3 separate regions of the Homo sapiens genome follow, and regions 2 and 3 are each linked to region 1. Evidence: chromatin loops called from intact Hi-C (ENCODE). Cell type or tissue: adrenal gland. All regions are shown on one strand. Each heading gives the region's core, and the rest is flanking DNA. Links, peaks and the distances in the headings are about the cores only. Region 1 overlaps CACNB4 (calcium voltage-gated channel auxiliary subunit beta 4). Region 2 overlaps NEB (nebulin). Region 3 overlaps ARL5A (ARF like GTPase 5A).

Evidence for each region. Hi-C counts contacts between places; a loop is a spot of excess contacts. Peaks named below come from ENCODE experiments on the same cell type or tissue, not always from the same donor. Only the 100,000 strongest peaks of a DNase experiment are listed, where the experiment ranks them.
Region 2: it touches region 1 in a loop (2.7-fold over the local background); 17 of 110 quality-filtered maps call a loop at or near these places.
Region 3: a loop joins it to region 1, with 2.6 times the contacts of the local background. A loop is called at or near these places in 6 of 110 quality-filtered maps.

What each region holds. Positions count from the first base shown.
Region 1 is chr2:152,023,927-152,028,583 of GRCh38, reverse strand. The region is part of intron 2 of CACNB4 (calcium voltage-gated channel auxiliary subunit beta 4); the gene reads left to right. Among named protein-coding and RNA genes, the nearest start is that of CACNB4, 73 kb to the left of the region's middle. RefSeq lists an enhancer at 2,384-2,453. In adrenal gland, for the core only: a CTCF peak has its summit at 2,658; a DNase peak (open chromatin) is centred at 2,573; H3K4me3 peaks cover 424 bases; H3K27ac peaks cover 326 bases.
Region 2 is chr2:151,616,729-151,621,385 of GRCh38, reverse strand. NEB (nebulin) reads left to right here. Exons shown (of 182, transcript NM_001164508.2): 72 at 360-467; 73 at 1,624-1,935; 74 at 2,908-3,111; 75 at 3,918-4,022. Among named protein-coding and RNA genes, the nearest start is that of NEB, 120 kb to the left of the region's middle. In adrenal gland, for the core only: a CTCF peak has its summit at 1,792; no DNase peak of the experiment used is centred there; H3K4me3 peaks cover 649 bases.
Region 3 is chr2:151,812,706-151,817,362 of GRCh38, reverse strand. ARL5A (ARF like GTPase 5A) reads left to right here. Exons shown (of 6, transcript NM_012097.4): 2 at 2,164-2,224; 3 at 3,047-3,194. Among named protein-coding and RNA genes, the nearest start is that of ARL5A, 13 kb to the left of the region's middle. In adrenal gland, for the core only: no CTCF peak of the experiment used is centred there; no DNase peak of the experiment used is centred there.

The DNA.
Region 1 (4,657 bases), core at 1,463-3,962:
AAGACAAATTTAAATGATATGGTTATATATAATCATTGTGATAACATGATTACATGATTATATCATTATCTAGAAATCATATAGGTTAAGTATTGAAAGGTGCAGTTATGGAGAGATTTGTCCACAGGCTACAGTAGAACTAGTTAGGCTTGTGCTGTTACACACGAAGGTATCAGTGGGTGTCGGGAGAATTCATGTTGACTCATTCGGGGCACATGTAAATCTGGGCCCTGATGAAGTACTTGTTCATGTTCCACTTCCATATTTTAGGTAATTTAAATTTTGTAGTGCAGCTTTTCCCAGTTGTGTCCTTTGCTGGTCTGGAGATGGCAGTAATCATGAACAAATCCACAACCCTTTGGTTCAGTATCCATCATCTGAATTCCTGGGGTTCCCAGTCCTAAATTGTTGCTTTGAGTTTAGAGGGGATTGTAGGTCATGCCCTCTTTGCTCTTCCCTCATCCCCTCATTTGATTAGGTTTCTGCTCAGGCGATCCTTGTCTTGTGATTGCCCTTGTAGAAGGGAGCAGGTGTCAACCTCTGACCTAAAATTTAGTTGTGATATTGAGGCTGAGGGTGCCACCTGTGCACTAAGAAGGTATAAAAAGATCTGTTACTCACAAATCGAAGCTCTCTGAGGAGAGCTGGGCAGGCTCTCAGGCAGGTTAGAAAATGGCTTGAGAGCCTCAAGGGCAACTGGCTTTGGCTTTTTTTTTTTTTTTTTTTTTTTTGAGACGGAGTCTCACTCTGTCGCCCGGGCTGGAGTGCAGTGGCAACAATCTCGACTCACTGCAACCTCCGCCTCCCGGGTTCAAGCGATTCTCCTGCCTCAGCCTCCTGAGTAGCTGGAATTATAGGCGTGCGCCACCAAGCCCAGGTAATTTTTGTATTTTTAGTAGAGACTGGGTTTCACCGTGTGGGTCAGGCTGGTCTCGATCTCCTGACCTCGTGATCCGCCCGCCTCGGCTTTGGCTTTTATGGTGGTCAGTGGTTTGGGCTGGGGCCAAAGCTTGTGTGGTTTGAGCTTCCCACTGGAGCCAAAGAGGTAGCACATGGCTTTCCTGTCACTTCCCTTGGTGTGAGTCAGGAGGGGAGGTGGCAGGGGAGGAGCTTGAAAACTCAGGGAGGCTTTCCTGACCATAACTTGTGAATACCTGATTTTATATTTAAAATCTATCTAATTACAGTTTCTTCTGCTAGATTGTAAGCTCTTTGATTTGTTCAGCATCCAATTTCCACAGCTGAGAACTGCCCCAGGCAGTCAGAGGCTCTCAGTAGATATTTGCTGAAACAATACAAAGGAGATGAAGGAGTGGCCAGAAAAATGGGAGGAGGTGCCTGAAAGCCAACAGAAGAAATGATTCTAAGAAAGGAGGAATGTGGCTGGGAGCCCTGGCTCACGCCTGTAATCTCAACACTTTGGGAGGCTGAGGTGGGCGGACCACCTGAGGCCAGGAGTTTGAGACCAGCCTGGCCAACGTGGACCCTGTCTCTACTAAAAATACGAAAATTAGCCGGGCATGGTGGCATGTGCCTGTAATCCCAGCTACTGAGGAGGCTGGGGTAGAAGAATCGCTTGAACCCAGGAGGTGGAGGTTGCAGTGAGCTGAGATTACACCACTGCACTCCAGCCTGGGTGACAGAGTGAAACTCCGTATCAAAAAAAAAAAAGAAAGATAATTGTGTCAAATGCTGTCAATGGGTCAAGTTAGATGAGCCCAAGATTCCCCAATGGACTTAACAATATGGATACCATTGGTGACCTCAGTAAGACCAGTTTTGGTCTGGAGTAGTGAGCAGAAAAGCCTTATTGGAATGGGTTCAAGAGAGAATGGAAAGATTGAAGTTAGAGTCAGTTAATATGGACAATTCTTCTAGGTACTATAGCAGTAAAAGGGAGTGGAGGCCGAGTGCAGTGGCTCATGGCTGTAATCTCAGCACTTTGGGAGGCCGAGGCAGGCAGATCACCTGAGGTCAGGAGTTCGAGCCCGGCCAACATGGAGAAACCTCATCTCTGCTAAAAGTACAAAAATTAGCTGCGCGTGGTGGCATGCACCTGTATTCCCAGCTATTCAGGGGGCTGAGGCATGAGAATCGCTTGAGCCCAGGAGGCAGAGGTTGCAGTGAGCAGAGATGGCACCACTGCACTCCAGCCTGGGTGACAGAGCGAGAACCTGTCTCAAAGAAGAAGAAAAAAAAAAAAAGGGACTAGAGAAGTGGAGCCCAGAGAGGGTTTTTATTAATATGATAGCATGTTTATATGTTGACGCTGATGGAAACAGTCCAGTGGAAAGGAAGACGCTGAAGATTCAGGAGGGAAGGAGGAAAATTGCTGGGGCCCTGTCCTGGAGTAAGATCCAGTGCTCGAGTGGAAGGGCCGGTCTGTAAGGGATTTGGTCAGTTTGTTCACAACAACGAGAAAAGGCAGAGTGTGTGAACCCACTGCAGGTAAGAGGGGAGATGTGGTTCACTTCTGGTAGCTCCTAGGAAGCTCTGTGGACATTCATGCCAAGTGACTTGTGGTGGCCTCGGCCCTGCGCCTCCAGAGGTGTCGGCTGCATCAGCACCTGCAGGGGGCGCCCTGTGCACGTCCTGTTCTCACATCCTCTTTACTAAACACGGAGATAGATGGAGCAACCCTCCCGCTGCAAACACAGCTCTTCACAGCTCTGACGTTTTTCTACTATACTGCAAACACATCTGTAATCACATTTAAAAATAAATCCACACAAGAAAAATTCACTGTTTCTTGTATAACAAGTGTAACTGTGACTTCTGAGACAACGCTGAACATTTTCTGAAATCTTGTCAAAAACCACACGGGGGCACTATTCCTTTAAAATACACAGTACGGTATGTCCAATTTTGATGACTGAAACAGTGGCATCTTTGAAGTTCAATTTCCTGAAGTTTATTTTCCTTTTAGAAGAGAGGCTGTTGTGTCACAATAACAAAATATTTTCTGTACTTCATAGATGATTTGAGATATTCCAAACTCCTAGATTTTTTATTTAATCTGGCCCCTGGGCAATCATTCTTTTAGTGTTACAGCCACTTCCTTTGCATTTAAGGCACAATGCATATTTGTCTTATTTCTGCTCTTTCTTATGCTTACAATAGAGGCTGTGAGCTAGCAGCGAGTCCAGTTTGTGCTCATATCTGGAATAAGGTTGTCTGAAGTAGACAGTTTGAGAGAAAATGTCGTTGTCTTTCTTGGTTCTCATTCCACCGTTCCCCAGCTCTCGCCTCTGAAGCTTGAGCTATTACACTTTTTATGACAGGAAAGAAAAAATTAAGTCTTTTGAACAATTTCCTGTTTTCAGGAAAGCTATCAAACTTAATTTACACATATGAAAGAAGAGGTTTCAGAGGTAGTGTAGGATTAGGAGAATAGAATTTGCTCACTGTCTAGCAATAGATAAGCTAGTATTTGCAAATAATTTAGCCAAAATGACAAATTAGTTGAAAGTTAATATCGGGCCTCAGATTTCTGGTTTTGCAAAATTTATTTATTATTTTTATTTTTTTGAGACAGAGTCTCACTCTGTTGCCCAGGCTGGAGTACAGTGGTGTGATCTTGGCTCACTGCAACCCCTGCCTCCCAGGTTCAAGTGATTCTCCTGCCTCAGCCTCCCGAGTACCTGGGATTACAGGCACGTGCCACCACGCCTGGCTAATTTTTGTATTTTTAGTAGAGATGGAGTGTCGCCATGTTGGCCAGGCTGGTCTTGAACTCCTGACCTCAGGTGATCTGCCCACCTTGGCTTCCCAAAGTGCTAGGATTACAGGCGTGAGCCACCACGCCTAGCCCTGGTTTTGCAATATTTAAATGTGTGATGCCCACCATATTGTTGCAAACAATGGCAAGTCCCTAAGGGTGTAGCAGCCTTCCATTGTGTAATGATTTGCTTGTGGGGAAATATACAATGATGCTGTGGATCCCTATCATAGTTGGTATGCTATGTTAGTAAGCAACTATTGGGGCAAGTATTTCTTACTGCTTTGTTTCACAATTCAAAGCCAAAGTAATACATAATCTTTTAGTGCCATTTTTTAGGGCTATCCAATAAGAAAATTACATTGTTGTCTATGCAAAGGCTTTATGGAAGCTACTTAAATATAAAAGAAACAGACAAACAGAAATGATCAAGAGTAGCCATTGTCAGCTAAATAATTACAAAATCAGTCTGCATATATTCATTTTTTAACCACTTTGTATTTTGCTCAATTTACCTTGAACTGGTAAACAATTAGTTCTTTTTTTGAGACAGCTCTGTTGCCCAGGCACAGAGGTACAGTGGCACGCATTCATAGCTCACTGCAACCTTAAACTCCTGGGCTTAGTTTGTCCTTCCATCTCAGCCTCCTGAGTAGCTAGGACTACAGGCACGTGACACCATACCTGGCTAATTTTTATTTGTATTTTTTGTAGAGACAGGTCTCATTATATTACCCAGGCTGGTCTTGACCTCCTGGCCTCAAGCAATCCTCCTCCTTCAGCCTCCCAAAGTGTTGGGCTTGCAGGCGTGAGCCACTGTGCCCAGCCAACACTGGTTCTTAAACTAAACATGTTAGGGTGCTCCTGATATTTTAAGCACTCCTACCACAATCCATTCATTGTGCTTCTTCATCTTAAATGTAAATTGTCACCATGGTA
Region 2 (4,657 bases), core at 719-3,218, 410 kb after region 1:
GCTAGTAAAAATGTTCCCAATTCAAATTTGGAGTTAAATAAATCAACATTTCTTGATTGTTTCATGAAAAGGGCAAATGGTGAACAATCTAAACACATTAAGAGGTGTTCATTTAATGTATAACGTGTAAAAGATTTGTGCAAAGAGAGGTTGTGATGTTAAAACTTGCTGAATGTGAAATTTTCATTTAAATAAATATCCAAGGATAAACAGAAAGTAAAAGAAAGAGTTCTTTTTCTGATTTAAGGCTGAACATACTCATGTAGTTTTGCATCCAAAAGTGGTCTTCCTTTGGCAGAAAATATACTTTTCGAGTGAATGTGAATTCTATATTTAAAAGCTACTCCTTCTTTCCTCAGAGCCTCTATCGTCAGGCCATGGAAGAAGCCAAGAAAGAAGGCTATGACTTGAGAAGTGATGCCATTCCCATTGTGGCTGCCAAGGCCTCTCGGGATATTGCCAGTGATGTAAGAGCTGATCAAGTCCTAACATTTCTTACCATCATGCCAGCCACACAGAATACAGCTGGATGTCTCTTTGGTCATCATCCACCTTAACTCCCTTCAGTGCATAGGCAAATATACTGAGGGTTGAGATACAGATAACTTGCCCAAGATCACAAGCATCACAGAGGCATAGCCTAGACTGGAATGTGGCTCATTTGACTCCTTATTTTTGATCTTTGCTCAATAGGAGTGAGTGCCTCGATTAAAGCTAGATGTGTGTATGCTGAGCTACTCACAAAACCTCAGGAACTTCCTTGGAACACACTCAAGGCAAAGATGCCAGAAAAGAAGCAGGCTTAACTGAGTTTGCCCCATCACTTGAAAATGAACATGGAAAGACAAAGTCTTCTTTCTATGTGGTGCACAGAACCAATATTTCTTTACCCTAAAAATGAAAACATCAGATCCCTGGACATCTTAAAAATTAATCCAAGAGTAGTAAAATTGTTCATTTTTATAGGTTTTTAAATGTTTAAATTCTGGTTAAATATATATATATATATATATATATATATATATATATATATATATACACACACATACATATATATATAATAAAATTTACCATCTTAACCATTTTCAAGTATACTGTTTGGTGGGGTTCAGTATATTCATATTATTGTACAACAGATTTCCAGAATTTTCATCTTGTAAAACTTAAACTCTCTACCTATTAAATAACAGAAATTGTCCATTTTAAAACTATTTCTCCCAAATCAATTGTGAAGAGGAAATTACTTCTCAGACTATGCTAGAAAATTTTAATGATCCATGTAAACATACGCCCCAGGTGTGTTCTTAAATAGGCTCACTCACATGATGGATTTCTGAGACACCATCATGGTTTATTACTGTAATTGGACTCTTCATTTCAGTATTCACTTTTTATCATTTTTTGCCAACATATGATTCTCTAGCATATATAAAGGAACCATTGTGGGGTTATTCTGTGGACATGTGCCAATGAGCACAACAGTCCAATATGTGGCGTTACAGCAGCATGACCAGTGAAACTCCTCTGTTGCCTTAAAGATTTCATAGAAAGCACCACCACAGAAAGAACAACAGGGAATAGCCCTTTGTGCTTCCTTCTTATTTACTGGATTCTCTCTTTCAGTACAAATACAAAGAAGCATATCGTAAACAGTTGGGTCACCACATTGGCGCCCGAGCAGTACACGATGACCCCAAGATAATGTGGTCCCTCCACATTGCCAAAGTGCAGAGTGACCGTGAGTACAAGAAAGATTTTGAGAAATACAAGACAAGGTACAGCAGCCCAGTGGACATGCTTGGTATCGTTTTGGCCAAGAAGTGTCAGACCTTGGTCAGCGATGTGGACTATAAACATCCTCTGCATGAATGGATCTGCCTGCCCGACCAGAATGACATCATTCATGCACGGAAAGCCTATGACCTCCAGAGTGACGTAAGTTTCCTTGATGTTAGCTCTGCATGTTAAAAGCGGATCTGAAACGTGTCTGTGAGTTCTGACTAGTGCCAATGAACTGCAATTTGTTTGTATATTTCAAACAATTTACAATTAAATGTCTGAAAGGAGTTTCCCATTGGAGGTACTACAATTTGTTTTCTTCTCCAAAAGTTCTCTGTAGGAGAGGAAACAAAGTAAATATTATCAGTTCTAAACAGGTATAAATCTTCCTAGGGATTCAGGCTTCCTTTGTTTGAATCAGATGAAACTTAGCCCTTAAAAATATATCACTGCAAACTTTTGGCTAAGGAAGTAAAAAAATGTGTGTGTTTGTTGGCAGAGGGCAGTAGGGAGATAGAGGGAAAGCATATTATGCTAAATTACTTTAATTTACATTTTATACTTACTGATGGGAAAATTCTATCATTCTTACGTTTTTCGAAACCAGTCGTCTAATACTTATCAACATTCAGCATGTCCTATTGAGAGTAAAATAAAATGAATAATTAAGGAAATACCAAACATATCTCTGTAACATCACATTTCCTTTATACACTTGAAGTTTTGTGATTTTTGAAGATGGAAATAAAAGTGAGAATTTTTTGACTGCAGTACTCACGCACCATCAGTCTCAGTGTGTGGTTTTATTTGGAGCTATTAGACTACATTTTCCAAGGCTAAAAAAGCATGCTTCTCTGTAAAAATCTTGTAATACTGTCATAGGCAGGACCATGTCTTTTACTTTAAAAGAAGATCTTTTATCATTCTTGCTGTACTCCTCTGTACCAAAAAAACGCTCAGAAAAAAAAATACACTTAGGATTCAATAATGTGCGTGAGTGAGTGAATGACTATGCTAGGAACCTTAACTATTCATCGGTATTTTTGTGTTTCTCTAGGATAACCCATTTTGTAACTATGAATCTGAAACACTAATTAATAAATCTGTTTCTTATCTGTTGATCTGCAGAATTTGTATAAGTCAGACCTTGAATGGATGAAAGGCATTGGCTGGGTTCCGATTGATTCCTTGGAAGTTGTTAGGGCCAAGAGAGCTGGAGAATTACTTAGTGATACTATCTACCGTCAGCGTCCAGAAACGCTGAAATTTACCAGTATAACGGACACTCCGGAGCAGGTGCTGGCAAAAAACAATGCTTTAAACATGAATAAGGTGAGTCTTCAATCCTCACTGTTAGATACCGAAAGTTACCACAGAACAATTTAAAAATTCTGATATATTATTGCATTTTAAAGATAATAATAAGCATTATGATACCTTCTTAAATGATTTTTCCACTATAATACCATAGTTACTTAGTGATACTTCAAAATATTAAACCATTGTTAAAAGTACTGTGTGCTTTTGTTTGTTTGTTTTGTTTTTTGAGACTAAGTTTTGTTCTCGTCGCCCAGGCTGGAGTGCAATGGCACGATCTTGGCTCACTGCAACCTCCACCTCCTGGGTTCAAGCAATTCTCTTGCCTCAGCCTCCCAAGTAGCTGGGATTACAGGAGCCTGCCACCACACCCAGCAAATTTTTGTATTTTCAGTAGAGACAGGGTTTCACCATGTTGAAGGCTGGTCTCAAACTCCTGAGCTCAGGTGATCCACCCATCTCGGCCTCCCAAAGTGCTGGGATTACAGGTGTAAGCCACCGTGCCCAGCCTAAAGTACTGTGTGCTTCTGATTGGATTAGTAGGTTGTCAAAAAAAAAAAAATACTGTGTGCTATAACTCTTTCCTATAAATTATTTTAAATACTTCAATCCAATTATACTTTTCATAACCGATAAGTCCTTTAACAGATTATTGAAAGAATTTTAATAAGAAACAAAGGTAAGGAATTTATGCAGCTTTAATAATTTTATTTCTACCTTGTATACAAGAGAGATGACTGGCACATAATCAAAACAATAATATCTGTGAACACCAAAATAATTTTTCTCTCTCTCTCTCTCTTTTTTTTTTTTTTTTGTAGCGCTTATATACTGAAGCCTGGGACAATGACAAGAAAACTATTCATGTCATGCCTGATACACCAGAAATCATGTTAGCCAAACTCAACCGAATAAACTACAGTGATGTAAGTAAACTGTTGATCTTGTAATGAACAGAAAGGCAAAAATGAACCACTGTAGCTGTTTCCTTAGGAAAAGGTTTTGACTAATTTACTACACATACTACAAACTACCATTTTCAGTAGAAGAGATAGTTCTCACTTGATTCAATTTTGAGCTTTGTGGTGGGTCCACAAAGTAGGCTACCATTTTATTAACAGGTTATCAGGAATTGAATGATTATGAATAAATATTTCCATAGGAATTATACTTTTAAAACCTTCCCCTACAGGTCACTGTGGGTATCAAGTCATTATTTTATTCAGCAGCTAGCAAGTAGGCAAGGACTGGGTTGGAATCTGATGAGTTAGTAAGCCGCATATTATTTTGCTGCTCCAGTATGCTCTGATAATCATTTGATGTTAACATTTTTCCAGGCATTTCTGCCAGAACCAACATTTTCAAAAGGGCAATGATCCTGAAATCCCAGGTCCATATATGAATCATTGTCCGAGATAATAGTCCACAGCAAAATAAGAAAAAATAAGCACAATGCATTGAGTTTTTCATAAAACAGAATAGAGTACATTTTAAAATATTGTCCTTGTTTTTTATTCTTCTTTTGTGTTAAGATGCTGTGTCTTTTATATTATGATGACAA
Region 3 (4,657 bases), core at 1,306-3,805, 210 kb after region 1:
TAGTCACTAGAAATGTAAAGATGATTAATATGTATTCTATACAGTTGAAGATGCCTCATTAAGCGGAGATTAGTGCACATGTAAATAATTAGGATAAGTGCTAGAGTAGAGGTAGTGTGGGAAAGCAGGAGAAAGTGATTCTACATGGAAAGCTAGACTTTAAAGGATTGGTCTAATTCCCTAAATGGAGAATTAGGATAATTCCGACATTTAGTGATACCATGAGTAGCTGTAGAGAAATGTTTGCTGTGAACATATGTGCAGCTTGTGTAGGGAGAGTGACTTGAACTTTAGTTTATAGATGCCCTTCAACTTGTGATGTAGTTATGTGCCAATAAACTTGTTGTAAGTTGAAAGTAACTTAAGTCAAAACACATTTATTACACCTAACCTGCTGAACATCATAGCTTAGCCTAGCCTACCTTAAATGTGCTCAATACACAGACATTAGCCTCCAGTAGGGCAAAACCATTTGATAGCACAGTGTATACTATTATGCAGTATTGGTTGTTTACCCTCGTTATTGAATGGCCGACTGGGAGCTGCAGCTTATTGCTACTGCCCAGTGTCTTGAGAGTGTTGTACTAGATATCACTAGCCTTGGAAAAGATCAAAATTCAAACTTTGAAGTACAGTTTCTAGTAAATTTTTATCTTTTTCTGGGCTAGCAAAACAGGTTAAGAACTCTCTCCTCTTCAGTGCTAGGCACTGCTGTGTGCTATTTTAATTGTTAAACAACCCTGAGTGATAGGTGGTATTTCCCCTATCTTACAATGAAGAAACTTAAGGTCAGAGAAATAATAAAAGTCATTTGCTCAAGGTCATATAATGCCATTAATATCTCCTTCAGTTATCTGTTTCTGTGTAATAAGCTATTCTTTAATTTTATGACTTAAAGCAATGATTTATTATTTTTCATGTTTCTTACGCGTCGACTAAGCTCAGCTAGGAAGTTCTACCTTGGGGAGTCTCCTTTGGTTGCAGTCAGATAGCAGCTAAAATTAAAGTACTCTGTAGGTTCAACCAGGCTGCACGTCCAAGATGGCTTCTTTATTTGTCTGTCTATCATCTCAGCTAGAATGGCTGGAAGAGATAGGGGCTGACTGGTCATCCCTTTCAACAGGGTCTCACCACATGATCAACTTGGGCTTACTCATTAAATTGCACAGCAGTCTTGGGCTTGCTGTATAGTATCTGACTTACCCTAGGAGGACTTGTCCAAGACAGCCAGGCAGCAACTGCAATGTTTCTGATGATTTAGGCTCAGAAATCACGTCTGGTCATTTCTGCTGCATCTGTGGGTTAAAAGTAAGTCACAGGGCCACCCCAGATTCAAGAGGAGGCGGCTACGTAAGGGCATGACTATCCAGAGGCCATCTTGGACACTAGCTTCTACCACATGCTGTGCTGTCTTTGGGAATTGCTTTCGGACAGGCTGGAAATAGATGGGTCTTACAAATGCCTGGCTGAAATGTGAAGAGGGTGCAAGAAAACATCTGGGGAACGTGAATGTCTGAGAGAAGACTCAAGGAAGAGGAGTCATTGAAAAAAAATAAATGACTAGAGACAGGAAGAAAACTTGGAGAAAGTGGTGCCACAGAAGCCAAATGGGGGGAGGGAGTCGCTGCCACCATAGCCATAGGTTCTTAGATTTGTTTTTCATGTTACAGTGGCCCTGTGGTTTTAAGGTACTCATAATTTACGATTACCCATTTAAAAAACTGACCTTTTTCCTTCCCATTCACTCCACTCCACACACATGCACCCAGTTGATGCCTTAAGTTCCAGTTAGAACCTCATTGATGTAATCCAATGTGAAACATTTATACTTTAAGTCATTTGTAAATTGTGATTATGTTTGGTCTACTTTACTGAGAGTAGGCTTGCCTAGGAATAGAGGAAATGTAGTGCCATGGCTTCCTAGAGAGGTGGTTGGAAAGATGAGAGTTGTCTCTAGAATAATGGCGATGGGGAAGGTGAGTATAATGGCACACTTCTGCTGGTCTTGCTAGGATGTTCTTTTGACTTCTGAGAAAGTATAAAGTGCCATGCACTGAATTATGCCATAGATAGAAGGGTGAGATACAGAGTATATTTTTTCCTATAATTAATCTTTTTTTTTCCTTTTTTGAAAAAAAATCACTGGTGTTTTCTCTATTTCAGAGCACAAAGTTATCATTGTTGGGCTGGATAATGCAGGGAAAACTACCATTCTTTACCAATTGTAAGTATTAACTATTTTAAAAATTATTTTATTTCTAGTTACTTTTTTGGCCTGGGTGATAGTCGATCAATGAATGCAGTAAGAAATTACATGAAACCTAAGTTACCCTGTAAGAAAGCAGGTTGGCTATAAACCTGGAGCCAGATCTCAGCAATAGTTAGTAGAAAGCAAGAAATTTATATGATATTGAGCATATAGTTGGCATTGAGTTGTCCACTTGTTTTGTGCTAAAGCTCTTTTGTTTGTAGAAAGTAGAAAAATATGGCCGGGTGCGGTGCCTCATGCCTTTATCCCAACACTTTGGGTGGCAGAGGTGGGAGGATCGCTTAAAGCCAGGACTTTGAGAAACCGCTTGGGTCACATAGTGAGATGCCATCTCTTTATAAGATATATATGAATATATATATATTTTAAAATTAGCTGGATGTAGTGGTGCACACCTGTAGTTCCAGCTACTCAGGAGACTGAGGTGGGAAGATTGCTTGATCCTATTCAGGAGGTCAAGGCTGCAGTGAACCTCATGCCACTGATTATGTATGATCACACCACTACACTCCGGCCTGGGTAACATTAAAAAAAAGAAAGTAGAAAACTATAAAGTAGAAACTATAAAGTTTCCTGGAATGACCTAGTATATGCCAGATAGCCTACGACCTAGTTCCAGCCCTGTTTAAACCCTCACTCATGTTGTAAACTAGTGGGAAAAAGATATTTAGGTATAAATTATAAAAGGAGGTCATGCTGATTTGTCCTTGATTAAAAAATTGTTCAAGCAAGTTAGCTTCCTTGCTAATTGTAATGTATATAAACTTTTTTCCCCAGTTCTATGAATGAAGTTGTACATACATCTCCTACAATAGGAAGTAATGTAGAAGAGATAGTGATTAATAATACACGTTTCCTAATGTGGGATATTGGTGGCCAAGAATCTCTTCGTTCTTCCTGGAACACTTACTATACTAACACAGAGGTAATGTTTCTTACAATATTTAAAATTCTATAAACAGAATGCTTGGAAAACATCTAGATTTGAGTCCTTATAGTTAATCTTTTTGAAATATCACAGTATGTTAATACATAGAGAGTTTAAGCAGAGTAAAATCTGATTTCCTATTCCAAGGTCATTGTTCAATATGTCCACTATCATTGAACCTCTATAGGGAGAATTGGTGGTTAATTATGTTCTGATTGTGTATTGATCTCAGAACTTGTCTTTAATAGTTTTTTTTAATGACTTCCATCTCATAGTTTATAATTTCATTTCTCTCTATTTATGTTTGACTGAGTTTAGCTCACCAAATGAGAGGGTTTTGATGGTTTGAATCCTAGCCAGTTTTACTATTTTCTTTTACAAAACACAATTGCACATTAAATAATTGTTTTTCTTTTGATTATAAGGCATTTTAGACATAGTCATATCTTTTTATTTACACATTATTTCCCAAAGGAAATTTCAGACCTTTGACATTTGAGTGCTTCATTGCATAGACCTGTGAATTAAAAGACTGACCGTTGTTTTTGTAGTGTTCATTATTACAAGTTAATAAAGCATGGTTTATAAGTATATAAAGCTGACTTTTAAGTCATTAAGAAACCATTAAGTGTATCTGACAACTTGATTTCCTAACACTGCATTAGGCATTTAATCATTTTTTAATAAGGGAAGTTATGTATGATTATAAAGGTATATATGCTACTGTATACATATGCTATAGGTTTCAAATTCATGCCAACAGCCTGAAAATTAACAGTTTTATTAAAATACCTTGGAATAAAATGGGCCTTACAGTGATAAAGCCACCTATCAGTAAGCTGTCAAGTGAGAGGAGAGGTAAAGTAGCAGTTCTCTCATACATCTGCCTTTTGGTTGATGAAGTCTGAATAATTGAAAAGATCCAGAAAATCATAATAATTTATTTAAAAATTAAGATCTAGGTCCCAAAAATAAATAGTGCATGTTACTAATAGGCAGTCAGAACCAACTTGGGCATCATAAATGTTATCATAAAGTAAGTAAGTTAAATCTCCATCTGTTCCTGCTGATCTCTTGCTTTTGGGTGCTCACGGAGTTGAGGAAGAGCTGGGGTGGAGCTCAGTCCTGCACAACAATCACAAGTCTTTCATCGCACCTTCTGATACCAGTCTCATCATCAGTTTATGAAGGGGTTGTGCTTGCAGGTAGCAGGCGATACTTATGTAAGGAAGAGAGCTTGTTTTTAGATAGAGATTTATTCTTTCAGTTGGTTGAATTTTTTTTTAATTGATTTCTTTATCTTGTCACATTACTTTACTCCCATACCCGTGCCCTTTTAGGTGTTCAGATTGATATTAATAAATAATATCTACCTGGAAGTAATAAATTCAGGATCATATTGCATGTTTTTCTTGTTGATTTGTAGTGCAAATAGATAGATATAGGTCCATTAGCATTCA